Regions from separate parts of the Homo sapiens genome. Here region 2 is linked to region 1. A link is an interaction called in ENCODE POLR2A ChIA-PET data of the cell type or tissue named here. Cell type or tissue: B cell. All regions are shown on one strand. Links, peaks and the distances in the headings refer to the core of each region. The heading gives the core; the rest is flanking DNA.

What was found. ChIA-PET counts read pairs that join two places held together with the same protein. Peaks named below come from ENCODE experiments on the same cell type or tissue, not always from the same donor. Only the 100,000 strongest peaks of a DNase experiment are listed, where the experiment ranks them.
Region 2: POLR2A ChIA-PET joins it to region 1 with 5 read pairs; 4 of 35 experiments call an interaction of 5 or more read pairs at or near these places.

The regions. Positions count from the first base shown.
Region 1 is chr9:129,350,189-129,361,559 of GRCh38, forward strand. No RefSeq gene overlaps it. Among named protein-coding and RNA genes, the nearest start is that of LINC01503, 19 kb to the left of the region's middle. RefSeq lists enhancers at 2,112-2,913, 2,914-3,713, 8,043-8,578. In B cell, for the core only: no CTCF peak of the experiment used is centred there; a DNase peak (open chromatin) is centred at 1,783; H3K4me3 peaks cover 574 bases; H3K27me3 peaks cover 2,749 bases.
Region 2 is chr9:129,420,092-129,436,043 of GRCh38, forward strand. No RefSeq gene overlaps it. Among named protein-coding and RNA genes, the nearest start is that of LINC00963, 61 kb to the right of the region's middle. RefSeq lists an enhancer at 2,394-2,924. In B cell, for the core only: no CTCF peak of the experiment used is centred there; no DNase peak of the experiment used is centred there.

The DNA.
Region 1 (11,371 bases), core at 1-4,000:
TTCCTCACTGCTCTGGCTTAGAAGAAAGACGCGTCTCGTCTCGGGTGCTTCTGAGGGTCCTGCAGGGCCTGAGGTTGCTAAGCCAGGCGGCCCACCTTTCCCCCTTCCCATAAGACATGAAGACGCCCCTCCGTGTGGCACAGGGCAGAGCTGGCCAGAGCCCTGCTCAGTGTGTCTGGCCACTTGACCTGGGACAAGCCCTCCTTCTGAGCCTCTGCTGTATGGGGCAACCGTAGGGCCCTGGTTCGGAGCCCGGTGTGGGGAGGATAGGAGGAGCTGTCAGGCCCCATGCACTGCCCCTGGTGCCAGTCAGTACCTGATCAGTGGTGCTTGCCATTCTTTTTTCTTTTTTTTTTTTTGAGACAGGGCCTCCCTCTGTCACCCAGGCTGGTGTGCAGTGGCACAATCTCAGCTCACTCTGTAGCCTCGACCTCCTGGGCTCAAGCGATCCTATGTACAGGGCGTGGCAGTTTGCAGGGGCCAGGATCCTGGTCCTTGGTCAAGGCGAGGGAGGCCTCACCGGGCCCAGTTTGCAGATAAGGAAACTGAGGCTCCTTGAAGGCAGGCCACAGACTGCTAGTGGGTGTGGCCCCTTGACCTGACAGGCTATGACTAGGGAAGGGGCACGCTTTCCCCCGCTCCTCGCCCCAGTTTTAGGAACCCCCGCGGCATCCTTGTATATATATATATGTATATACGTATATTTCTTCCTCAGCTCCTCCTTTGTGTCTGAGGCGCTGTGGGGACTGTCAGAGGGGCCTGGAAACCTCCCAAACTCTGGCAAAGATGCCCAAACAGAGCAAGTTTGGCCCTAGAGAGCAGGGAACCAATCCCGGCCCCATCCCACAGAGGGGGAAACCGAGACTCAGCCAGCTGAGGGGCTAGTCCAGGCCCCCTAGGAAGCCGAGGTGGCCTCAGCCTCCAGGCCAGGGCTTCCTAGGACTGCAGTCCTCTCCTGCCCCTCTTCAGCCCCGCCTTCCCCGCAACCCCAGCATCCCCTGTCCTCTGGAGGAAGATTTCCGTGGTCCCGGTTGGGGGTGCCAAACTGCCAGCGACAACAGCGTTTTTTAAATCCTAGAGTCGCTGACTCGTGTGATTATTCTTATTTAAGGCAGGGAAGGTACTGGGAGTGGGGAGCCGGTCACCTCTGGGTGGGGGGCACCTCCGGGTGAGGGCGGCCCCTCCTGTCTGCCTTGTGCCCAGCTCCAACCTGGGGAGGGGGAGGAGAGGGGAAGCAGGAGGAGGAAAGGGGGGGAGGGGGATGGGAGAGGATGAATTAGGAGGATGGAGAAGGGGGAGGAAAAGGAAGGGGGAAGAGGGGGCAGAAGAGGGCGGAAGAGGAAGGGAAGAGGGGGCTGGGGTAAGGGGAGAAGAGGGTAGGAGGGGAGAAGGGGCAGGAGGAGAGGATTAGGGAGGGAGATGAGAGGGGAAGAGGAGGCTAGGGAGGGCGTGGGGTGGAGGGGGTGAGGAAAGGGCTAGGGGAGGAGGATGGGGAGGAAGATGAGGGGAGCACAGAAAAGAACCCCCCCGCCCCCGCCTTGGTGGCTCCCTAAGCAGATAGGAGATACATAATTTACTACGGAAATGCAAAAAGAATTGGGAAACTCTCAATTTATAAATATTTATTTTTACAAGTTCGCCCCTCCCGGCTCCCCCTTGCTGGCCCTGGTCTTTTCTCTCTGGGGCCCTCGGGGCGCAGGTCCCTCCTCTCCGGCTCCCACTCTGGCCCCTCTTCCCCTCCCCGCCTTCCTTCTGCAGTCCCTTCCCCCTCGGGCGGTCTCTGTCTCCCCCAGGTCCTCTCCTTCCTCTCTCCCGCCTGTGTCTCTCCCCCTAGTGCGTCTCTGTCTCTGTCTCTCTTTGTGGCGGGACGGGGGCGATTTTTGAGTCTCCCCCGCCGTGGGTTTCTGTCTCTCTGGCTGTCTCCCCCATCTCTCCATCTGCGTCCTCCCACTTGCCCCGCGCCCCCCGTCTCTCACACCCGAGGACCCCAGCTCCCGCCAGAGGGTCCGGGGGCGGCAAGAGCCCCCGTAGGCTCCCGGGGGATGGGGGGAGGGGTCGTTTCCCTGGCAACAGCCGGTCGGCGGGGCGGGGCGGGAATTGGGTTGAGCCCCGCCCCTGCCCCGCCCCCTCGCCCTGGCCGCGGGTTGGGGGCGCCTGGGTGAGGCTTCCGAAGCACGTGGACCGGGCCGTGGGGGCGGGAGGGGGCTCCCTGGGAGGCCGGCCCGGAGGAGGGGCGGGCAGGTAATCAGCCAATCAGTTAATCAATCGGCGGGTCAATCCATCAATCACAGGCCCCCAGAGCGGCTGGGGTTGAGCGCTCAGGGTGTGGAAAGAGCTGAGTTCTAATCCCTGCTCGGCCTCTTCCTGGCCGTGTGGCCCCCAAGCCCGGAAGCCCCTGCACAGCGCCGAGCCTCGGGGTCCCCTCTGCGCAGTGGGGCTGTGGCAGCACCTGCCTGCGGGGCTGACAGTCCTTCCTGGTGGCCTGGTAGTCCCTGTCCACCCCTCCACCTCACGGATGGGAAACGGGAGCTGCTGAGAGGGGAAGTGGCCGGTGGGCACAGAAGGGATGGAGCGGGGAGGGGCACCAGCCATTTCACAAGCTCGGCTGCATCTGCTGGCCCAGGCCGTTTTTTTTTTGTGAGCGGGGCCTGCGCTGTCCCCATCCTTGGCAGCACCTAGCTCAGTGCCCGACCTGCACAGGTCCTGGCTTCAGGTGGGAGAACCCGAAATGCCCTTTTGATCGCTCCTCCCGGTCCCTCTCCCCTCCTGGGGTGGGGAACTGAGTCCGGGAGAGGCCAGATGGATGCAGGGTTGCTTGGCTAGACCCGTGCCGGCCCCTCCTCTTAAGCCATCCCTAGGCCTGACACATGAGCTGGGGTGGGGCGGTTGTTTGTTAGTGAAGGAGGAGGCCTCAGGCAGCGTCTGCAGGGTCAGCAGCTGGAAGGGTCTCTAGATGCTTCCTGCAACTCAAAGCCAGTTGTTTGTAACCAACACGCAGGTCTGCTCAGCCTTCTAACCAGCACCTCTCCCAGCCCTGTCCCTCCCTCCCTCCCAAGCGGGCTGGGGGCTGGAGTGGAGGCTGATGAAGGGGCTGGTGGGAGGGCCCTCTCCAGGAGGGACTGGGGAGTCACAGGGAAGGTGGCTATTTATAATTTCAGCAGCCCCTTTAAGCCCGGGCTCCAGGCCTGCTGCCAGGCCGGTTCTGTTTGAAGCTCCCAGCTCTAATCCTGCTGCAGTCCTGCTCTCAAATCCAGATCCTTTGGCTGCCTCCCATGCAGGGAACAAGCCCGGCCTGCGGAGCTCTCCCAAGGCTGGGGACAGCTGCAGGGCTACTCCCTCACTGTCCCCAGCCTCCTATGCTGGGCAAGCACATCACACACACACACACACACACACACACACACACACACACACACACACATTTCCCTGTGCTACAAACAACAAATTCATCCTTTTTTATTTTTTTGTAGAGACAGGGGTCTCACTATGTTGCCCAGGCTGGTCTCAAACTCCTGGCCTCAAGCCATCCTACTGCCTTGGCCTCCCAGAGTGCTGGGATTGCAGGCATGAGCCAATGTGCCCGGCCTACAAACGTGCTTTTCATAGACTGGCATTTCATGTCTGTGGCCTGTGGGCCCCAATCCCAAGGCCTGCCCTGCCCTCTGCGGGAAGGATGTTTTCAGAACTTTGTGGCCCTCCCCAAAGGTTCTAGGTTCTATGCCCCACCTCCTTAGAGCCCCAGGGCCCCCAAGTGTGTTCAGAACCCGAACCAGCCTAGGAACTGACAGGAAGAAAGAGTGGAAGTTGTGGTGGGGAGGGGTTGTCGGGTCTTGAAGGAGGGGAGTTGGTTCAGATGCCCAGGGCAGCCCTGTCCCGTCGGGTCCGCCCAGCGGCCTCTGCCCATTCCCATGCTGGGCTCTGTGCCCGGGCTCTCCGTGTCTTACCTGCCCCTGGTGGACGTGTTCTTACTCCCATTTTACAGATGGGGAAGGTGAGGCTGGGAGTATAGGTAACACACCCAAGGTCCCCCAGCTAGTGAGAAGAAGGGTGGGGTTTGAGCCAAACTCTCTGGGGCTCTATGGGTCAGGCTGTCCCCCACTTCTGCACTGGCAGTGTGGGTACTTGGCAACATCCTGCCAGCTTTTCCCTGCTGCTGGTCTGGGGCTTCCACAAGGCCTTCTGGGTGGCAGGGTGGCTTGCGTCTCTGTGTGGCACACTATGGTGTCCAGTCCACATCCCTGGCTGACCGCATGTACTGGGGAGAAAGGAAAGAATAGAGACGCAGGGGAGGCCCCTCGGTCCAGCTGCACTGTTGGTAACGAGGGTCTCAGAGCAGACCCAGAGATCAGGCTGTGGAGCATCTCAGGCAGCTCTAGGGGAAGGGAAGGCATAGAAAAGACTAGAGGGGTCAGTGAGGACCAGGCCCCGAGACTCAGGGAGCCCCATGTCAGACCAGGCACCAGGAAGGGAGTTGAGGCCAGGGATTCTGCTCCAGAACTAGCTGTGTGACCTTAGGTAAGGCCCTTTACCTCTCTGGGCCTCAGTAAAAATAAAGAGGCTGGCCAGGTAAGTGGCTCATGCCTGTAATCTCAGCACTTTGGGAGGCCAAGGCGGGTAGACCACCTGAGGTCGGGAGTTCGAGACCAGCCTGACCAACATGGAGAAAACCCGTCTTTACTAAAAATACAAAAATTAGCCGGGCATGTGGTGGGCACCTGTAATCCCAGCTACTCAGGAGAATCGCTTGAACATGGGAGGCAGGGGTTGTGGTGAGACGAGATCGTGCCATTGCACTCCAGTCTGGGCAACAAGAGTGAAACTCCGTCTCAAAATAAATACATAAATACAGTGGCTCAGTTCTTTAATTTCTGAGAAGGCTTCCAAGTGGAACAGTTCAGAATTCTCTGAATGTTTTATTTTCCACCGAACTTCTCTTGAGCACCAGCAATGTCACAAATGCTGTGCTTAGGTGCAGCGAGCGGGAAGCTACAGGAGACCCCCCCACTCTCGGGGGGATGCGCACTGGGTCCTGGGGGAGCTGAAGTGCAAACGACCCACTGCCTGCACCAGGCCATGTGCTGCTGGAGGCATAGAGCAGCTAATATTGGCTGCCATCTACTCCGCACCTGCTGTATGCTTTATCCTGTTATTGAATCTGCACAACAACCTCATGCAGTAGTTACCATTATTCTTCCCATTTTACAGATTAGGAAACTGAAACCCAAAGAACTAAATGCCTGTCTGAATTCTTTCTCGCTCTGTTGCCCAGGTTGGAGTGCCATGGTGTGGTCATAGCCCACTGAAGCCTCAAACCTCTGGGCTGAAGCCATCCTTCCGCCTCAGCCTCCCAAGTAGCTGGGACCATAGGTGCATGGCACTGTGCCTGGCACTGTCTGAATGCATACAGCTGGTAAGTGTGAACCCAGGCAGATCCCAAATGGTAGCTGTCTTGACGGTTGTTAGAAAAGGGCTTCAAAGTGGAGACTTTCTATGATCTTCCCTTCCCAAGTGGAAAGGGAGGCAGAAGGATGCTCCAGGCGCACCCCAAACAGCAGTTATCTGCTGCCATGTGACAAGCCACCCCAAACACAGTGGCTCAAAATAATCATGTATTGGACTCTCTTATGATTCTGGGGTTGACTGGGCTCAGCAAGGCGGTTCATGCTTGGACTCTCTCCTGCAGGTGCAGTCAGAGAATAGCAGGAGCTGGAGTCATCTAAAGGCTCCACTGGGCTGGGTGCCCAAAACAGCCTCATCGTGGGGCTCATATTCTCTCCTAGTGTATCCCAGATTTCTTATATTACAGCTCAGGGCTCCAAGAGGCAGGAGGCCTCTGTCCCGTGTCACTTCCACAATCCTCCACTGATCAAAGCGGTCATGTAGCCTACTCAGATTGAAGGCAAGGGGCATAGACCCTACCTCTTAATGATGGGGGTATCGAGGAATTTGTAGCCACGTTTAATCCACCACAGATGCTAATACATATTTCATGGCAAAAATGGAGGTTCATGATTAAATACATTGCGGGAAAGGCAGGATTAAACAAAAGTGTTCTTTCCTGCAGGGCTTCTCAGAGCGTTTGCAGATGTGGACAGTTGGTCTCCAGCCTAGGAAAGGAGTTTGCACAATTTCCCAAACGGATTTTATGAACTGATTTTGGTTTGGCTGCTAGGAGGTCCTATCTGCAGTGGGGGCTGCTGGACCTGGGAGGCTGGGGTGCTGAGGCTCCTCTGCACACTCCACTTTGGGTGACATTGTTCTAGAACCTCCAGGTCCAGCTTCCAGAGGACCATGAGTGGGTATGATAAGGTTTGAAGTGGGGCCGGGCATGGTGGCTCACGCCTGTAACCCCAGCACTTTGGGAGGCCGAGGCGGGCAGACTGCCTGAGCTTAGAAGTTCAAGACCAGCCTGGGCAACACAGTGAAATCCCGTCTCTACTAAAATACAAAAAATTAGCTGGGCATGGTCACGTGCTCCTGTAGTCCCAGCTACTTGGGAGGGTGAGGCAGGAGAATTGCTTGAATCCGGGAGGTAGAGGTTGCAGTGAGCCGAGATCATGCCACTGCACTCCAGCCTGGGCGACAGAGCAAGACTCCATCTCAAAAAAAGAAAAGAAAAGAAAACGAAAGAAAAAAGATAAGGTATGAAGTGGAGTTCATCTCCGGCGGCTCCCACCTTCCCAGGCATCAGGGTGTGTAGGGGAACTGGCCAGATCTGCCAGCCAGGGCCACCTTCCCAAGCAGGCAGGGTCAGGTGGCACCACTTCAGGTGACCAGAGCTTCTGACCGCGTAGCCCTCTCTCTTCTTCCCTGCTGGCCCTGAGAAAAGGGCTTCCGCCCTCCAGCCTCCTGGCACTCCCTTCTGTCTGGGCAGAGTGGGAGGTGGATGGGGGCAGGAGCAGGGGCCTTGCTGCCTGACTGTGTGACCACGCCCCAGTGCCCGCCCCAGGAGAGTCTTGGTTTCCCACTCACTCCCATGGGGATGGTGAAGACACCTCTCACCAGTTGAGCGTGAGAACACTTTGCAAGAGAGTAGCTGGTCTTTCCCGGACATCTACTGGGTAGGCAGGCCCTGTGCCCAGCACATTCCAAGCACTGCTCATGTCATCCTCTCTGGGTCTCAGCATCCTCATCTGTAAAATGGGATGCCAATAGCACCTACTGCATAACATTCAATGAGGAGCAAACCGGGTAATGGGAGTGGAATTAGGAGACAGAGACCCAAGCCCACTCAGCCTAAAGGTCTCAGCCACAAAGGTCTGTGCGCACCCTGGTCCTGGCTCCTGGCTGAGCGGGACCCAGTGTGCAGTGCTGCGGTTGTTGGCCATGTCTGCTGCGTGTGGCTGAGTCCGGGCACAGTGTATGCCCATGTGCCACTGTGCAGGGCAGGCTGTCTGCGTGTGGCCCTTCCCCAGCGAGCAGGGCAGCACTGCCTGTGAATGCCACAGTTTGGTTTGTGCCCCCACCCCCTGTGGGGCCCTTCCCCCTCCGTCTCCCCACTGGCACCATCCCCCAGGAGGCCATGTCCCCAGGCTTGACGTCTCCGAACAGAGGCAGGCAGGGGAGAGCTGGTTACCTGAGAGCAATAATCAGGAAGGACCCTGCCACCACCCTCCTCCCCAGCCTGGACCAGTGACGCAGCCCTGGGAACAGTCTCTGAGGCTTTCAGATGGATCCCACACCAGCTGTGTGTCCTTGGGCATGTGACACCAGGCCTGTTTCCCCCTCTGAAAATGGCCCCTGTGATGTTTCTGCCTCTCAGGGCTGGAAGGAGGATTCCGGGATGTGCTGTCTCCACCGCTGCCTTGTGGTGCAGCTCCAGCAGCCTCCACCCATCTGGGATTCCAGCCAGAGCCCTGGGGTGGGGGGACGGGGTTGCAGACACAGTGGCAGGGCCCAGGTGGGAGCACCAAGCTTCCAGGTGAGAGGGCTGAGGCTGGGCGTGGTCAATCCAGGGCACCTGCAGAGTAGGGGTCCTTGGGCTGGTTTTCTTTTCTTTTTTTTTGAGACAGAGTCTCGCTTTGTTGCCCAGGCTGGAGTGCAGTGGCAGGTTCTCAGCTCACTGCACCCTCCGCCTCCTGGGTTCAAGCGATTCTCCTGCCTCAACCTCCCGAGTAGCTGGGATAACAGGCACGCACCACCACACCCAGCTAATTTTTGTACTTTTAATAGAGACAGGGTTTCACCTTGTTGGTCAGGCTGGTCTTGAACTTCTGACCTCAAGTGATCCACCTGCCTCAGGCTCCCAAAGTGCTGAGATTACAGATGTGAGCCACTGAGCCCGGCCCTTGGGCTGGTTTTCTAAACCAGCCCCCCAGCACTGCCCACAAACATCCCCACAGAGCCAGGGCGCCCCTGAGTTCCACCTTCCATCCTGGGAATTGTCGCCCATAGGTGGCCACAGCCATCCTGCTTCCTCTACCTCTTTCCCCTCCCACACCCTGCAGCCACTCGTCTTCCACAAGAAAGGGTACATCTGCCCACTTCTCCCAGTGCAGGACCCCCCCGCTGCTCTTCCCTCCCCTGCCTGGAGTGCTGCTCCAGACTCTTCCCAGGCCCGGGCTGCAGCATGGCTCTTGACGGCCGTACCCCACACAGGGGCTGTGGGTGTGATGAAGTGTCTCCCCCAGCTCACGGCCCTGCAGGGGCGTAAGTCCCCCTTACAGAGTCAGCTCTATCCCTCGACTCTGAAGGCTGCAGGGGCACGGTTCCTGCCCACTCCTGCAGGCTCACACCTCTCCACCCCCACCTCTGCTCCAGCCAGAGGAAGTGACTTTCCAGGCCTCTGGGCCCTTGCACATGCTGTCCCTGCTGCCTGAAATGCTCCCCGTTGTCATCAGATCAGCTGTTCATTCTTTAGGACTCAGCCTGGGCTTCCCCTCCTCCAGAGAGCTCCCGACCCCTCCCAAATTCTCCCATAAGTCCCAAGGCTCTGTCACCAGGCTCTTGATACGTGTCTGTCACCCCCATGAGACTGTCCAGGAGGGGTCCGTGTCTAGTTTGTCTCTAATCCTCTAGCTTGGCCCAAGGCCTGGTTGGGAGGTGGGTCTCCAGTGTGGAAGGATGGCCCAGTCCCCTCATCCCGCACCTGTGCCTCGGCCATGCCTCCCCAGGTGCCTTCACCTCCCCACCCGCCTTTCTCTGCAGCGTAGCATCGTGGTAAGAACACCCGCCCTGACATCACACAGACCTGCATCCACGTCCCAGCTGAGCCTCAGTTCTCACATCTGCAAAATGGGGAGAACAACAGCAGCAGCGTCCTGAGGCTGGGGTGAGGACCGAGTGAAAAACCTTTGTCGCATCTTTGGGCATCGCAGGAGTTCAATAAATGTTAGCTATCGTTGTCACTTTGTATTATCCAGCCCAGTCTGGCCCGTTGTAATCACCTCCTGACCTGTGTCTGGGAGCTCACAGCTCCAAGCAGCAATTCCACAGCTGGAATCATTTCACTGTCACAGAACACTCCATGGCTCCCCATTGTCTTCCCCAGGACATAAACACTCCAACTAATTTTCTTTTTTTTTTTTTCTTTTTTTTTTTCAAGACGGGGACTTGCTCTGTCACTGAGGCTGGAGTGCAATGGCATGATCTTGGCTCACTGCAACCTCCACCTCTTGGGTTCAAGCGATTCTCCTGCCTCAGCCTCCCGAGTAGCTGGGATTACAGGCGTCCGCCACCACACCCAGCTAATTCTTTGTATTTTTAGTAGACATGGGGTTTCACCATGTTGGCCAGGCTGGTCTCAAACTCCTGACCTCGTGATCCACCCGCCATGGCCTCCCAAAGTGCTAGGATTACAGGCGTGAGCCACTGTGCCCAGCCACTCCAGCTAATTTTCAAAGCTCTTCATCACCTGTCTTTCTGGATTTTCTGGAGAGGCCACTTTGACTGGTGGCCAAACAAAAGTCCCTCAAAGAGAAAGGGGTTTCCTTGTGGCTGGTACAGACACCCCCGCCAGTAGGCCCCTCACCTCCACCCCTGCTCCTCCACCACCCACCCCTCCCCCACTGGAGGCTGGGCCGCCTGGGCAGGCCACTCACCTCCCAGAGCTTCTAGTTCCTTCAGCCGCAAAGTGGCACTAATCCCAGTCCTTCTGGTGATGCTCCCCGACTGTTAGGGATCTGTGGGGTGTGGGGGTCTGAGTGGGACCATGCCGGGTCCAGAGGGCTTAGCTTGGCGTCAGGCACACAAGGGCTGCAGGAGGCCGCCCCAGCCCCATGGCCGCCCCGTCTAGCCCACAGCCCTCCACACAGGCTCTGGAGCAAAGCCAGAATCCACCCTGCTCATCTCTCAGAATTCCCCTGCCTTTTCAAGCTGAATATTACCCTGATTGTGTTGTAGGGAAAGGAAGAGAACATTTGTTCTTTAAAAAAACAAAAACAAAAAAAAACCATTTTCTTCATTTACAAAAGTAATACATGTTAATTGTGGATAATTTTGAAATTAAGATAAACCAAAGAGAAAATTTTAAATGATCTATAATTCATCACCCATCTATCACCACGTTGAGCATTTGAGCTTCTAGCACCTAGATTTTTATTTTTTATTTTTTTATTTTTTGAGACAGAGTCCCGCTCTGTCGCCCAGGCTGGAGTGCAGTAGCGTGATCTCAGCTCACTGCAACCTCCACCTCCTGGGTTCAAGCAATTCTCCTGCCTCAGCCTTCCAAGTAGCTGGGATTACAGGTGCACGCTGCCACGCCCAGCTAAGTTTTGTATTTTTAGTAGAGACGGGGTTTCACCATTTTGCCCAGGCTGGTCTCGAACTCCTGACCTCAGCTGATCCGCCTGCCTTGGCCTCCCAAAGTGCTGGGATTACAGGGGTGAGCCATCTCGCCAGGCTGCCTCTAGACTTTTAACGAATGTGTGGCGCTCGCTCGCTGTACTTCGAGCACAGGAGGGGACCCTAGAGCGCAGGTCCCCCCCATACATACTTTGTTTTGTAACCTGATTCTTCCATTCACCAGCAGAACGTGAACTTCCATGTCACCCCAAACCCTCGACCCTCTTGTTCCTCAGAATGCTCCACAAATTGGCTGCCGGTTAGACGTGTGCGTGAGTATGCGCGTGGGTATGTGTGTGCGTGTGTGCGTGTATGTATATGCACGTGCGTGTGTGTATGTGTGTGCATGTGTATGCATGTATGTGCGCGTGTGCGTGTGTGTATGTACATGCGTGTGTGCATGCATGTGTGTGTATATGTGTATGTATGTGTGCATGTGTGTGCCTGTGTGTGTGTGTACGTGTGCATGTATGTGTGTGTGTGCGTGTGGGCGTGCATGCATGTTTGTGTGTGTGTGTGTGCGCGCGCACGCGTGCAGCATCACAGCCCTGTCCCAGACCCCAGCCTCCATACTTCCCCAGGATCTCCA
Region 2 (15,952 bases), core at 4,847-8,846, 75 kb after region 1:
CGTTGGCCCTGCTTGGGCCTCAGCTTCTCCATATGCTCAGTGGGTGCTTGGAGGGTGGAAGTGTTGTGGGGCCTCTGGAATCCACAGTCTTGTGATACCTGCAATGCTGAGACCTTGGATGGGGGGAGCAGAATGAAAGCGGGGCCCTGGAGGGGAGATGGTGGGAAGGAATGATCCAGTACCCCATATGGAAGCTAGGTGGGCAGAGGGAGCCGGGAGGATGTGGGAAAGGGTGAAGAGAGGCCACCGCTGCTGGATCTTCCCAAGGGCTGTCCAGCTCCGTCAGGGGGCGCTTCCCTGTGCACCCCACATCCCAGGTGCTATCCCCAAGCAAGGAAGGGAGGGAAGAGGGTGGGCAATGTGGGGGCCCCAGAGAGTGTTGGAGGGGCTGAGACCCTGACAGGTGGGCACCTGGGTTCTGAAGAGGCCATGGCAGCAGTGACCCCTGGCCGCAAGGCTTGAACCCAGGAGCAGCACGGGCTGGGGTAGAAGACGCAGGCCAAGCCCCAGTCCTCAGGGAGGAGCATGGCAGACCAGGGCAGCTCCCGGGGAGGCCAAAGTAACCCTCAGACCCTGAAAACAGACTGGCCACGTCTCCCAGGTGGACGCAGTGGGTTCTCCACGAGCGTGACTTGGGGATTTAGGGCACTGAGACTGTGCTACCCACCCTCCTTAAAAATCCCTCGTGGCTCCCAGTTGCCCTGAAGGGGAATCCCAAACTCTTCAGAGGCAGTACATGCTGGTGGTTGAGAGTTGGGAGCCTGAGTCCAAGTTCCAGCCTGGCCACTATCGGCTGTGTGACCACCGGCAACTCACCTAACCTCTCTGGGCCTCACCGGCTCATTGGAGGATGTGGTGAGAGAATGACTGAGATGAGCTTAGCACAGTGCTGGCCACACCGTCACTGTTCAATGCCAGGTGGCTGTGCTTACCACCACTGCTGGCTGTAACTGGCGGAGCATGGCACAGAAGGTCCTGGCCACCTGAACCGCAGTCGGCCTCTCCTTTCTCATCGGCTCCAGCGCCACCCGCCGATGCCGCCCCAACACCAAGCTGCTCTCTGTTCCCTCAACACTCCCTGGTCTTTCTGTGTCACTGGGCCTTTGCTCCTGCTGTGCCCCCGCCAGGAATGCCCTTTCCCCTCCAGGCTACTTCCAGACTCTGTCGGTTGTCAGTTTTCGAGTGCCCTGGGAACCCCCTCACCCACAAGGGTGACTCAGTGCCCTGCGTGCACCCAGAGCTTGGTGTGTGGCATCGGGTCTGTCTCCCGTCTGATTCTGCGACTTCTCAGGCGCGCATGTCATGGCCTATTCATTTTCTTGTCCTCGGTGCCCAGCGCCGCGCCTGTCACACGGTGGGTGCTCCGTAGAGTGGGCTGAAGGATGGAAGCAATCAATCCCCAACACGGTGGGCGTGCTCAGCTCAGGGACGGCAGATCGCTCTCCACTCCGGCTCTGTGTTCTCCTTCCTTAGCCTCAAGGAGAAACGGAACGCCGCAGCACCTCTCCGAGGATGCCGGCGGGAGACGCTTCGCTTCGATGAAATGCTCGGCCTCGGAGTTGGCGCTTTGCGTGAGGGATGGGGACATGGAGGCCCCACGAAGGATCAGCAAGGCCCCAGTGACCCCTTCCTCTCCTCGCCCCTCCCCTGCCTCTTATTCCTGCCCTGAGCAGGCATTGAGCTCCTGGGATTGGGCGAGGAAGGGAGAGCAAGGGGCAGGGGGTGGGTGGACAGCAGGTGCCCAGTCCTACAGGCGCTGCTGGGGTCAGGATGCCACTCTCACCACCCTGGGAGCTGTCTTCAGCACAGGGGCAGCTGTGGTGGGGGTAGTGTGCTCCATGACCAGCCCTGGCCAGGCCCTTGTCCCCACTGCTCTCCCTGGCTACCAGACCTCTCACTGTGAGGCAGCCAGGTCTCCCCGTCCTGGCAGAGGGAAGGCTGTTGCTCCCATCTGGCTCTGCTCCTGGCCATCTGCCCTCTGACCCCACCTGCCCCAGGCTGAGGTCCCCTGCAGGATGCTCGAGTTAAACAGAGTCCGAGGGAGTAGTGAGTCCAGCCCTCCCATTTGGCAGATGACAAAACTGAGGCCCAGGAAGGCAAAGAGACTTGTCAGAGGTCACACCAGGAACCCAGCATTCTGTCTATGGCTTGATGTCCTTCCAGAACAGGAGAAGACCTTGGCTTTGACCTTGAAGAAATAGCAAAACTTGGACCTTGAAGACAGGCGATTGCTATGACTAATTTGTGGCCAGGTGGTGTGACCTTGGGTATGTTACCTAACCTCGCTGAGCCGCATGGTGCTGGTGAGGATTCGGTGAGATGACAACTGGTCAGGTCCTGGCAGGACTCCTGGCACATCCCTGACTCTCAATCAACAGGAGCTTTTGATATGGTTAGGAAGCAGGTAAGCCTCACCTTGAACAAATCCAACTGATGACGTTTGCTTTTATGCAGACATAGCAGTTCCCCCGACCTTTGTGCTGCTGTGGGAGGACAATGTGTGATGGAGAAGGGCCTGCTGCAGGTTTCTCTGGGTATAGTCAGGCAGGACCAGGCGTACATCCTGCTCTGCCCCCAGAAGCTGTGATTCAAGAGAGGGGCTTGGTGTCTCTGGGCCTCATCTTGCCCAACTGCAAAATGGGAGCAATGGCACCTCCCTTTGCAGGCTGCTGTGCCCCTCAGTGAGATAACTTCGGGGTGCAGAGCCTGGTGAGCGCAGGCCTTACAGAAGTCCATCTTCCTCACCAACTAAGGACCCAGTTCCGGAGAAAGTGCTTGCCTGTGGTTGTGAGGTAAGCTAGGCAGACCTGTTCTCAGGGCCTGGGTTTCCTGGGGAGGGATGGGTTCTCAGAGCTCCTGGGCTGAGTGAGTGGAGTCCCCGCAGGAACAGGAAGCTCCGCCCGCCTGCAGCCCTGTCCACAGCTGGTCATCCCTTCCTCCCGACCTTGCTAGAAGCTCGGGACCCACCGGGCCCTCCCGGCTGCTGCTGGGTGCCACGTGGCTGCCCTTTGCCGAGGAGGGGGTGGGGCGGGGGGTGTACATTTTCCAGGCGATGTTTTCCTAGCAGCTCTGAAAATTAATTGGCCTTTAATGTGGCATAGTATTTATTTTAATTAGCAGGAAATTGACCAATTTCTTAATAAGGGGCTTTGTGGAGGCTCTGTATTTGGGGCTGGCGGTGTGTGTGGTGGGGGAGGCGGTGATCAGACAAGAATGACACCCACAGCTCAAGAGGGGATTTTCAGGCACCACAGATGAGGTGGACAGAGTGATGAGACAGAGGGGAAGGGACTGGAGAAACATCAGGGGGCAGTGGGAGAAGAGGGCTCTGAGTCAGGGGACCTGCAGAGGGCCGGGGGACACGGCCACAGGCCTCCGTGGGATCTGACTTCCTGATCTCTGCCTTTGACCTTGGCCTGTTGGGGTCAAATCCCTGATCCCTGTGTCATGACTGTGCCTCCTCCCTCTAGCAACACGCCTTTCCCATTGGAGGAATTAACAGAGCAAATCAGTACCTGTGCAGGATTTCCTAAAGGCCTCTTTTCTTTATTCTTTTCTTTTCTCTTCTCTTTTTCCTTTTCTTTTCTTTTTTTTTCTTTTTTCTTGAGATGGAGTCTTGCTCTGTTGCCCAGGCTAGGGTGCAGTGGTGTGATCTCGGCTCACTGCAACCTCTGCCTCCCAGGTTCAAGTGATTCTCCTGCCTCAGCCTCCTGAGTAGCTGAGACTACAGGCGTGAGCCACCATGCCCGGCTAATTTTTTAGTATTTTTTGTAGAGATGGGGTCTTACTACGTTACCCAGGCTGGTCTCGAACTCCTGGGCTCAAGCGATCTGCCCACCTCAGCCTCCTAAAGTGCCTGGATTACAGGAGTGAGCCACTGTGCCTGGCAGGCTGTATGTTTTCATTCTGACTCCATCATTCGTTCATTCACTCACTCACTCATTCAACAAACAAACAATGGGCACCTACCCACCACGGGCCAGGCCTGCCTGGGCTCTGGGGTTCGATTATGAGTGCACAGACACACTGCCAGCCCTTGGAAGACTCACAGTCCAGGCAGAGAGGCAGACAGTGAAGACAGTGAAACATTGAGCTGGTTCATTGTCATTGCCCTCAGACCCTGAAGGAGAAGTACAGGATGTGTGCGAGAGTGGAACAGGGCCCTGGGCTCCACCCGAGACTCAGGGCAGCCTCCCCTGAGACCACTATGTTTAAGGCCGACCTGAAGGATGAGTAGGGTTATCTGTGAGGCTCCAGCAAAACACAGCATCTCTCTGGGCCTCAGTTTCCCCATTGGTAAAATGGCATCACTCATCACAGCACACGTGCTTAGGGGACCTTGGTGATTCTGCCAGGTCTAAGAAAAGCAACAGGGGCTGCTCGGGAGGCTGAGATGGGAGGATCGCTTGAGCCCGGGAGGCAGAGGTTGCAGTGAGCCGAGATTGCACCACTGCACTCCAGCCTGGGTGACAGAGTGAAACCCAGGCTCAAAACAAAACACAACAAAAACACACAGCCTTGTGACTCTAGTCAAGATCTCCCGCCACCCCCAACCTTGGAGTGTCTTTATGATTTTACGGACCTTTATTGGGGCGGGTCCTGATGGGGAAATTACCCCCCGACGCCAACAACCTATAGCCCTCAGGGGACCTTCCTCACCCCCACTCATTTCCTAAGGGTCTGACCCAGGAGCCTGGGTGCACACAGGGCTCATTCAAGTGAAGAGAAGAAGGGCGCTTACTCCTCTCCCACCCTGGACCCTAAAGGGAGTGAGGCCCAGGGACCTCTCTGCAGCTCCAGCCTCCGGTAACCAGGGGAGAGTGGGCTGCCTGTGGTCCTCAGGCCTGGGGGCCTCATGGAGCCTGTCCAGAATTCTCCAAAGACCTGCCTCAGCCACTGACCGGGGGAAGAAAGCATGGCTGCCCACCTCCAGCTGGCCAACGGCCTGCCAAGCCTCCTGGTCCAGCGACAGCAGGAGAGCTCCTCGGCCCTCTGCCTGGACTCAGGCCCACCATGTTCCTACCACGTTTATTTATTTGAAACTGTTTCTACAATGCTTTATCTGTGCCAGGCACCATTCTAAGTGCTTTAAGATATTTATCCTCTTTATGAAGTAAGTACTATTATGTCCTCATTTTACAGATGAGGAAACTGAGGCACAGAGAGGGCAAGGGACCAGCCCACTTCCCCGCAGGCTTTTGCTGCTGACTTTTGGGGATTTAATTCTCAGCCTTCTTAGGTGTGTTCTGCCTCCCACTCAGCAGGCTCCATCCAGCCCCTGGGCCTTTGCTCACAGGGGTTCCCTCTGCCCAGACACCAGTGAGGTGGATGCTGCCTGCGTAGGAGCTGGCACATAGATGGTGGCATGGTAGATAGCGAAAGGACAAGGACCCTGGGACCGGCCATGCCTGGGATCTGCTGCAGGCAGCTGTGGGATCCGGGATAAGTGGCTTCATGTCTCTGTAGCCGCCCTTCTTCTGGAAAGTGGAGGTAAAACTTTATTCAAAAGACTGTCACAGGAATTGAACACGTGAACCTGTATAAAGTGCCAGACGCAGTGGCCGGCATGCAACTGTTCATTAATGAACATAAGAGTCTCTGCTCTTTAGAGCCAGATATGGTGACCCACACCTGTAATCCAGGCTACTCAGAAGGCTGAGGCAGGAGGATCCCTTGAGGCCTGGAGTTGGAGACCAGCTTGGGCAACATACAGAGACCCTATCTCTAAAAAAAATAAAATAAAATAGATTTTCTGCTTTTTCTCCCTAGCCTGTCCTCTTGCCCATCAAAGCCCAGCTCATCCCAGAAGACTTTGCCCCCTTTCCATGCAAAGTCCCCAGTTACAGGTGTCCCCAGAGCACCTTCTGTCTGTTTCACTCAGCTTGGTACCTGATCATATCCACACTGGCCCCTGGCCCCTGGGAACCCAGGCAGCTGGGAGCCCAGGCCAGAGGAAGGCAGAACCTGTGCTGGGGTTAGAGCCAGGGTTCTGGGCCCAGTAGCTTTGTTAGACAGATATTTATTGAGCACCTACTGTGTGCCAGGCAGAGTGAAGGAGGTAGCCCCAAGAAGCCTCTGTTGGGTGGGAGAGCCCAGTGAGTGAGCTGGCCACCCTGCCTGAGCGGCTGTGCAGGGTGGATGGGTCCAGCTGGTGCATGCGGGACAGAGTGGCCTCTCTGCTGAGGTTGGAGGTGGGAACAGGAGCTGGTGGCTGAAGGGTAGTGTGATGAGCCTGGGTACGTCACGGACTTTGGGACGGAGGGTGAGACGAGTGTGGTCTTCAGGAAAGAGCCGGCCGTGGGATGTGGTCCTCGTGGGGACCCTGAGAGAACTGCATCGAGGGACAAGCCTGAAGGGTGGGACCCATGTCCTTGCTCACTCCACAGGTGCAGAGAGTTCCAGCAAGGTGATAGACGCTGACAAGGGTGAGCAAAAGAGATCTGCCAGGGCCAGGCTCGGCGGCTCATGCCTATAATCCCAGCACTTTGGGAGGCGGAGGTGGGAGGATCACTTGAGCCCAGGAGTTCAAGACCAGCCTGGGCGACATGGTGAGACCTCATCTCAAAAAAAAGAAAAAATTTTTTTGAGGCAGAGTCTCGCTCTGTCGCTGAGGCTGGAGTGCAGTGGCATGATCTCGGTTCACTGCAACCTCTGTCTCCTGGGTTCATGTGATTCTCCTGCCTCAGCCGTCCAAGTAGATGGAATTAAGAGTGTGCACAACCAAACCTGGCTAATTTTTTTGTATTTTTAGTAGAGACGGAGTTTTGCCATATTGGTCGGGCTGGTCTAAAACTCCTGACCTCAGGTGATCTGCCCACCTTGGCCTCCCTGCAAAATTTTTTAAAAATGAGCCAGGCATGGTGTCACATACCTGTAATCCCAGCTACTAAGGAGGCTGAGGTGGGAGGATCACTTGAGTCCAGGAGGTAGAGGTTGCGGTGAGCCATGATCACACCACTGCACTCTAGCCTGGGCAACAGAATGAGACCCTGTCTCAAAAAAAAAAAGAGATCTGTCCTTTCAAATGATGTTCTGGTGGGAGATGGAGGGGAGCTAACATCAACTAAGTAACCAAATAAACAAACAAGATCATTGCTGAGTGTGAAGAATGGATGAAGCCAATGACCCCAGCGTAGGTGGGGAGACAGAGCTGGAAGCTGCAGTCAGATGCTGGGACTTTCTCCTCAGGTGGGTGGGAGTGGGAGCCACGGAGGGCTCTGAAGCAGGGGCGTGGTGAGACTGGCGGGCGGCGGGGGGGTTAGATGACACCTCTACTGCTGCATGGGGAACTGGAGTAGGAGGAAAGGCTGGGAGCTGAGGGAGCATCTGAACAAGACATGGTGGCTGGGGTCAGGCTGGGGGGGGTGGCGGTCATGGGGATCTGGAGAAGAGCGGGTTTGAAAGCTGTCTTAGAGGTCAAGGGACAGGAGTTGATGACGATGGTGAAGGCTGTGAAAGGTGAGGAAGAGGAAGAGATGAAGTCGAAATTTGCTTTCTAGACAGGACCTTGGGGTGACAATGGTGCCATTTGCCTGTGTGGGGAGGTTGAGGAGCTCAGCTTTCAGCCTGCCCAGTGTCCGGCGCCTGGGATGGTCTTAGCAGGAAGGCCCTGCAGCCACCGGTGGCCACAGCATCTGAGAACCCTCGGAGAGGTTGAGCCTGCCTTTGGGGCAGAACGGAGACACGACCTACAGCCATGGGTACCAGCTGCCTGAAGGCCTCATCTGATTCTGCATTTCCCAAAGCAGGGCTCGGGACATCCTTCCCTCTTAGTATTCTTGACTCATCCCGGAGCATCTGCAATGCCGAACATTCTAGAATCTTGAGGACTTTTCCTGCAGCTTTGAGAAGCCCCTCAACGTCGCTGCCCTTGCCTCACACATTGCTCCCGTTGTGATCCGTGGATCACAGGCTCCGATTGCGAAGGGGAGAGTCTATTTCTCAGGGGAGGAATGGACCCCTGGTTGGCTCAGCTCCATGTCCTCAGCTTTGGAAATCACCGTCGCTGTTGTCTCCTGCATGTTGGCTTCTCGGGAACGCCCCCACTCCTGGTCCTGTTGGAAGTGATGCTTGGGGTTGAGACTGTGGGGTCCTGAGCTGTGATCCCCACAGGCATAGCTTTGGGTGGGGAAGTCCCTGGGGCTCCCTTCTTCTCTTTGAGGACCCTCCCCCTCAGTGAGGGGCTCTATGTCTATTTTGTTCCTACCACTGGGGGCTCAGCAGAGACCCAGCTGGGCTCTGCCGCTGGGCCTTGCAGACTGATGGAGAAAGGGGCGTGTGTGTGTGTGTGTGTGTGTGTGTGTGTGTGTGTGGTGTGTGTGGTGTGGGGTGTGTGTGTGTGAGAGAGAGAGAGAGAGAGAGAGAGGAGAGAGAGAGGGAGAGCGCCCGCCTGAAACCTAATTGTCCGCTGTCTAATCCATCAGCCGGAGGACAGCTTGCCGGCCCCTCCCCGGCGGGCTGATAAATGCCGTCCAAGGCCCCCTGCGCCAGAGCTGCCTTAATTGGTATCAGGACGTGTCTGGACTCCGTCCACCAGGCCCCTGCCTTCATCCCCTTCTGCCACCTCCTCCTCCACCCCATTGGCCTCTAGCCCCTGGCAGGGCTCACCTGCCGCCCACCCCTGGGGAAGGTGCAGCAGCTGAGGCCACAGCCCCAGGGAGATGGTGTGACACCAACAACGACAGCTCCGTTTATGTGGGACCTACTGCTTGCCCAGCTATGCTGAAGAGCCCTCTGCCCACCCTCCCCCGTCCTCACAAAGCCCTGTGAGGTGGGGGAACCACCCTCCTTCCCCTTCCACCCATGCAGGAGGTGGCTCCTGAGCCCTCCACATTCCTGGCCCCAGGCTGGGTGCTGGGCATGCACAGGGACCAGGACAGATTCAGGGCCCACCTTTGCAGGGCGCTCCTCTATGACTGGCAGGAAGGGGCTCATTCCTAAATGGCCTGCTAGGGTTTAAGGGTGAGTGAGTGTTGACCCCTTGCCCATTTGGGGAAGTTCAGAGAAGTTTGGCAACCTGCCTAAGGTCACACAGCTAGAAAAGAAGGGAGAGCAAGCTGGCCTCTGAAACAACCACAACTGCTTTTCAATGCCAGCTGTGTCCAAATCACTCGAAGTGTGAGTTAGAAACCCAGGGACCCCTCTGGAATTCTGCTTTTGGGTCTGAGTGCCCCAGGGACCTGTGCGGGAATCACATTCTCTCCAGGTGAGCAGGCCACTCAGGAACCCTGTTGAGTCTCCACTGATGGATAGTGGAAAATCAGGAAGGGGCTGAGTGGAGAGGGAATGGGATGACATTTCTTTCTTTCATTCATTCATTCATTCATTCATTCATCCATCCATCCATCCATTCAGCAATTGCCTTGTGCTGGGCTTTGCTCTGGATGCTGGCAGGACTGGCTACGCGATTTGCCGGGCCCTGTGTAAAAGGAAAATTCGGGGCGGTAAAATTACAATTATTGAGAATTTCAAGATGGTGACGACAGAACAGTCAGCCATGTACGGGGCCCTGGGTGACTGTGGAAGTGGCTCTACCACAGAGCCAGCCCCGCTGCCGGGGAGACCCTGCAGGGAGACAGCCAAACCAACGCGCCTGAGAGCCCCGATCCTCGTCTGGTCCCCATCCCCTAACTGGAATTCTGCAATTAACAAAAAGTCTGAAAAACCGAAGTCCTTTTGTTAAGATGGTGGTAAATTCATCTGGAGGCAAAACCTGACCTCAGCTGACAGGAAGCTATTTATAGTTTTATTTATTCCCCTTGATGTGAACATTTGTACATTTCACTGCAGAGCTATTAACATGTTTGATTATGGGGACTGCCCCAGCCCTGCTTAAGGTGTTACCTAATCTATGCTATAGGTATCGTTTTACACCTCTACACGGAACACACTGAGTCCCTAATGCCTCTGGCTCAGAGGCTTAGGAGAAGAAATCTGGACCCACATAGGACCTATACCAATATCTTGTATGGAATGATCACTGCGTACCTGTTTTTTTTTTTTTTTCTGTATCATCCAAAAAATGCATGGGGCAGGGTGAGGGTCTGTCAATGACCCCCATACCTGGTCTGCCTGCCTCTTGGGTGGTGGAGACCTGCTTTGTGCTAGCAAGGGGACTCCTGAGAGGGCTGCGGGGGTGTCCCTCTCAGGGTCCACTGGGATCTTTTATTTAGTATTAAGGAGATTGGGGGAGGTATGAGGCCAAGCAAGAGAACAGCTTTCTTTCTTTTTTTGAGAAGGAGTCTCGCTCTGTCACCCAGGTAGGAGTGCAGTGGCGCGATCTCGGCTCACCGCAAGCTCCGCCTCCCAGATTCACGCCATTCTCCTGCCTCAATCTCCCGAGCAGCTGGGACCACAGGGGCCCACCACTATGCCCGGCTAATTTTTTTGTATTTTTAGTAGAGATGGAGTTTCACCGTGTTAGCCAGGATGCTCTCGATCTTCTGACCTCATGATCCGCCCGCCTCGGCCTCCCATAAGTGCTGGGATTACAGGCATGAGCCACCGCGCACAGCCAGATAGCAGCTTTCTTAAAAAGAGAAAAGAAGATGGCTTTATTGATTACAAATACATATATGTTTATTGCACAAAAATTAACATAAAAGGGGAAAGTAACAATAACCTCTCCAAAGTACCTACTGATGATGTTTTTGTGGCTACCCTTCCAGATTTTTCTAGATATATGACCGACTTTTTGAAGGTGGGCAGACAGTTCCCAGGGTTTTGCAACCTGCTTTTTTTCTCCTTTGCGGAACAATACATTGCAACCATCTTCCCATGTCTAGGTCGTCATTTCTCAGGAGGACCTGAACGTCCGTGGTAAACACGTCCCATAACCAGCTCGAACAACCCCCCTTGTTGGACACTGTTTGATTCAGCTTCTTATGAATACGCAGTCCCCGAGATGGCATCCTTGTGCACAGGCCTGAGTCTTTCCTTGGGTCAGGTCTATAGATGTGGAGCCCTGGGTCCCACGCGGGGGGTACGGCTGTCACCCTGAAGATACCGCAGATCGCTGACGTCACATTCGCCATCCCGCCCCCAGCAGCGCCGGTGGGCCCCTCTCACCCAAATAACCATTCTGTATCCTTAGGAAGAGGGGCCTGTCCCAGCCAGGCAGGGGATCATGCCAGAGCAGCCCCTCTGCAGCTGTGGGGGAGGCGGGGAAGCCAGCCAGAGTACCATGTGGACAGCGCAGGCATCAGGGACCCTTCAGCCACCTTGGAGTGGCTCCCTTCCCTCTGCCTCCAATTGCTCCCAACCCACAGTTCCTGGCCCCATGGCAGCCCCTTGGCTGCCGCCCCCAGCTGGGCCTGAGCCACCTTGCCTGGCACTCTGGCTCTCTCTTCTCAGATGGGGATATAGGCTGGACTCCAGGCCCCATCACACCCTAATCACTTGAGCTTTCTCCTGATTTGCATGTCCTTAAAGCGCCTTGATTAATACTCCTTCCTCAGCTCGCCCAGCTCCAGCCACGAAGGCTCTGATTGCAAAGTGGCCTCAACTCCTTTAAAAATAAAATAAATCCTCCCTAATGCAACCAGAGCCCATGCTTCCCTGAACGTTAAGAGATCTGGAGGCATCTCCCAGGAGCCTCATCAGCTTGGGAACACTGGAAACTTCTGGAAGGAATCAGGTCATTTCTCTACCTGGCAGGCCAGAGGCCGTTCTCGGCACTCTTTATTGGCTGCTCACCCTTCGGGCTGAACCTGAAACATCATGGCGGTCATTGGAAGTAGACACCGTCTTCTCCCTTCCAGAAAATAAACTGAGCCTCAGAGAGGGCAGGCTGCTTGCTCAAGGTCACCCAGTCAGGCCGTTTTCAGCTCAGCTGGTGTTTGAATTCAGCACTGTCTGATGCCAGCCAGACCTTTAACTGCCACTCTTCACTGTCTTGTTAAAAGCAGGCTGGGCCTGGAGCTGGGGCTAGGGATGAGGATGAGGCTGGAAAAAGCAGACACATTTAATGAGGTGGCTATGACATCCAGCCCTAGACATCCCTGAAGTGGATGAAGCCGGCCTCACCCTGAAGAAGAGCATCCAGGAGCCCCTCTGCTGTTCCCCAGCTGTATGATCTTGATATCTGTATGTTCTTGATATCTGGGCATGGGGTGAGGCAGGGGTACTGGGTCCCGCTATAACCGCTACAGGACCTTTTCGGCATGATGCACGGTGCAGTGGGCGCACCCCACAGTTGTACCCCGCATTTCCCGCTCACGGCTCTAACCCTCAGCTGCATTCCAGTCTGTATCACCAGAGCCCAAAATGCAGCCTGGGGACTCTGGTTGCTCTCCCCTGCTTGGAAACCCTCTGTGGGGGTCTCTGTGGGGGCAGGATGGCTCCCAGGGTGGCAGGGCACAGAGACTTCGTTAAGCTCTCTGCCCTCCCATCCTCCTCGCCTCCAAGCAACTCCCTTCCTGGCCTGCCGCGGCTCTTCCTGCTTCTCATTAGGGCAGAGTTGCTGGGAGCTGCAAGGTTTAAAATGCTGTGAGTGTAGCACAGTGTTCACCTTTCATCTCCCCAGTTGAGCAGTTTCCCAAGTACTGCTTCTACCATTCCTCTCTCCAGCTTCCTCCTCCCCATCGCTGGGTCTTCGGGGCCTGTTGCAAGGCCCCTGGGATGGCCTGGACTTTCCTATGAGTTCCTGTTGTCCCTGGCCATCTCTGAGCTTGTTGGGCTGACTGTCCAGCTGAGCTGAGCGTTGCTGTTCCTGGCAGGGACCTGCCAAGCCACTGGGCCTTGGAGCAGGTGTGCACCCACGGTCCACTGGACAGAGCCTGGCACACCCTCGCTGGCCTCCAGAACACAGCGTGCTCAGGGGCCATACCGCCTGGGGAGCTGTAACACACTGTTCCAGCTCCTCTGGGGACACCTTAGCAGGTGGGGCAGGGACAGCAGGAGGCACAGAGAGCCTGGGAACATTCTCCCAGTGCCAGGCCCTTGGGACCCAAAGTGCAGGCATCTGGAACCATGCTCGCCTGCCCCTGGGCCATCCACCCCCACTGCCGTTGATGCTGGCTCCTGGCAGGGGCTGCCTCTCCTCCCTATTTTCTGGGCTACCAGCTGGGCCTGGGTGCATGAGACCTGAAGGATTCTTGGGCATACTCCCAGGGACCTTTGCAACTCCCAGAGAAAATTGGGGGACTGATAACAACCATGCCAAGTTTTTATTACAAAAACAAAATGAAAACCACACACATTAAAAATCTCACCATCCGAACGGATCATTTGAGGTCAGGAGTTCGAGACCAGCCTGGCCAACCTGGTGAAACCCTGTCTCTACTAAAAATATAAAAATTAGCCGGGTGTGGTAGCGGGTGCCTGTAATCCCAGCTACTCGGGAGGCTGAGGCAGGAGAATCGCCTGAATCCTAGAGGCAGAGGTTGCAGTGAGCCGAGATTGGGCCACTGCACTCCAGCCTGGGTGACAGAATGAGGGGGATCACTTGAGCCCAGGAGTTTGAGATCCACCAGGGTAACATAGTGAGACCCATTTCTACAAAAAATAAAATTATTTGGGCATGCTGGCACACGTCAATAGTCCCAGCTACTCAGGAGGCTGAAGTGGGAGGATCGCTTGAGCCCAGGAAGTCGAGGCTGCAGTGAGCAGTGATCACACCAGTGCACTGTAGCCTGGTCAACAGAACAAGACCCTGTCTCAAAAAAGGAAAAAAAAAAATTCTCATCATCAACTATCCCATCATTTCATGAAATAAATTTCATTTTAAAGCCCAAAAAGTATGAAGGACATAATCTTAGAATAAAGGAAAATCCTCCCCCAAAAAGCACATCTGGTGACCACCACACACCGTGTCGCATGCTGGAGGCCTGAGAAAGCTTTGCCACAGCCAAGCACCAGGCACTGAGTCCTAATGGAGCACTTGGGATCATCTGTCCCAGGGTCACTGTAGCCATCAGTGCCTGGCAAACACTTTATGCAAAACAATGGATTTTCACCCATGTCCAAACTGTGGTCTGTAGGGTCTGGGATCCTCCCTCAGGCCCCAAGATGGATGAATCTGCCAGAATTTGCATTAGTCTACAGACAACAGAAAACTCCACCAAGCATGGTTTAAACAAATGAAAAGTTTCTTTCTGTGTGTGGAATGTGTTGAGGGAGGTGGTCTGGGGTTGTGGCAGCCTTGATACAAGAGTTCCCAAAGATCCAGGTATCCTTGGCTTCCTCCTTGCCACCTTGGTGTCTGGCTTTTGTCCTCATAGTCATAAGATGCCTGCTCCACCTCCAGCCATCACGTCCACATTCCAGGCAAGTATATTTTTCTTGGAATCTTTGCCTTTTAATTCAGGAAGGGAAACTATCCTCGGGATCATCTGCCTTCATCTCATTGGCCAGAGCTGGGTCCCATGCTCACCACCAGCTGCAAAGGAAGCTGGGAAATTGAGTATTTTAATTTTCTGCATTCTATGATAGAAGAAGGCCAGTGGGAAGGGGGCTGGAATGCATGTTTGAGAGACTGCACAGTTTACTGGAAAGTCTCAGCTGTGTTCTAATGGTGGCAACCTTCAGAGTCCGTGGCATCTCCCACCCACCCCAGCATCTCCCAGCTGTCCATCATGGGCTGATTCATTTCATCCCACCCTCAAGTCTGTGTGTGGAATCACGGGCTCCCATGACTTACTGTGGTCTTCAGTGCTCAGTTACTTAAGCAGGAATAGGGGGAGCCTGGTTCAGCCCCCAAGCCTGGGCTCCTTCATCTCTCTGGACTAGGCCTGATTTCAGTGATAACAGTGTTGCTTCCCACCTGTCGTTGGGTTTCTGGATCCAAAAGCACCCGGTTTCGAAGTCTGTCTTCAAAGGAAGACCCCCAGATAGAGTTGCCGGATAAAATAGAGGACACCCAATTAAATGTGAGTTTCAGATACACCATGAATGAGTTTGTGCTGTAAGTATTTGCATGGGACATATCGTACTTCAACTAAAATGTCACTGGTTGTTTATTAGAAATGCACATTTAACTGGGTGTCCTGTTTTTTTGTTTTGTTTTGTTTTGGTTTTGGTTTTTTTTTTTTTTTTGGAGATGGAGTCTCCCGCTGTCACCCAGGCTGGAGTGCAGTGGCGCCATCTCAGCTCATTGTAACCTCTGCCTCCCGGGTTCAAGTGATTCTCCTGCCTCAGCATCCCGAGTGGCTGGGATTACAGGTGCGTGCCACCACGCCCAGCTAATTTTTCTATTTTTAGTAGAGATGAGGTTTCACCGTGTCAGCCAGGATGGGCTTGATCTCTTAACTTCGTGATCCGCCCGCCTCGGCCTCCCAGAGTGCTGGGATTGCAGGTGTGAGCCACTGCGCCTGGCCTGGGTGTCCTGTATTTTTATTTGTTCAATCTGGCAACCCCGCCGTCGGAGTCAGCCTCGGAACTGAAACAGCTGAACTGAACCGCTGTGCAGAGAGTGCTGCTCCTGGGTTGGGCTGCACAACACTGGCATTCTGACAGGCCAAAGCAGTTACATATCAGCACTTACATACAGTCCAGCCTCATCATTTTCACATAAAGAACAAATGGGGCTCCTGCCACAGCTCAGCCTTTTGGAGACAGAATGGGGTAAACGGCAGGGGGATTGAATCCTCACTCCATCTCTTCCCAGCTAGGAGATCTTGGGCCAGTCACTTTCCCTCTCTGAGCCTCACTTTTTTCTCACCTGTAAAGTGGGTGTGGTCACAGTGAGGACTCCTCGAGGCCTGCATGTCCAGAGCAGAACCGAGCCAGGCAAACAGAACCAGCGTCATCGTTATCCCTGTGACTTTCTGCAAACTCCAGCCTGCCCTGCCTGTCTCCTGCAGGCGGCTACCTCTGGGCAGGTGCAGGTTTCAGGGTGCATATGGAGGGGAAGTGATGGTGGGGGTACCCCGTGTTTGCAGAGCTGGCGGGAGACCACGGCATTCCTATGGCCCATGTCCCCTCACCCCCGCCCCCCTGCCCCAGCGCTGCTGAA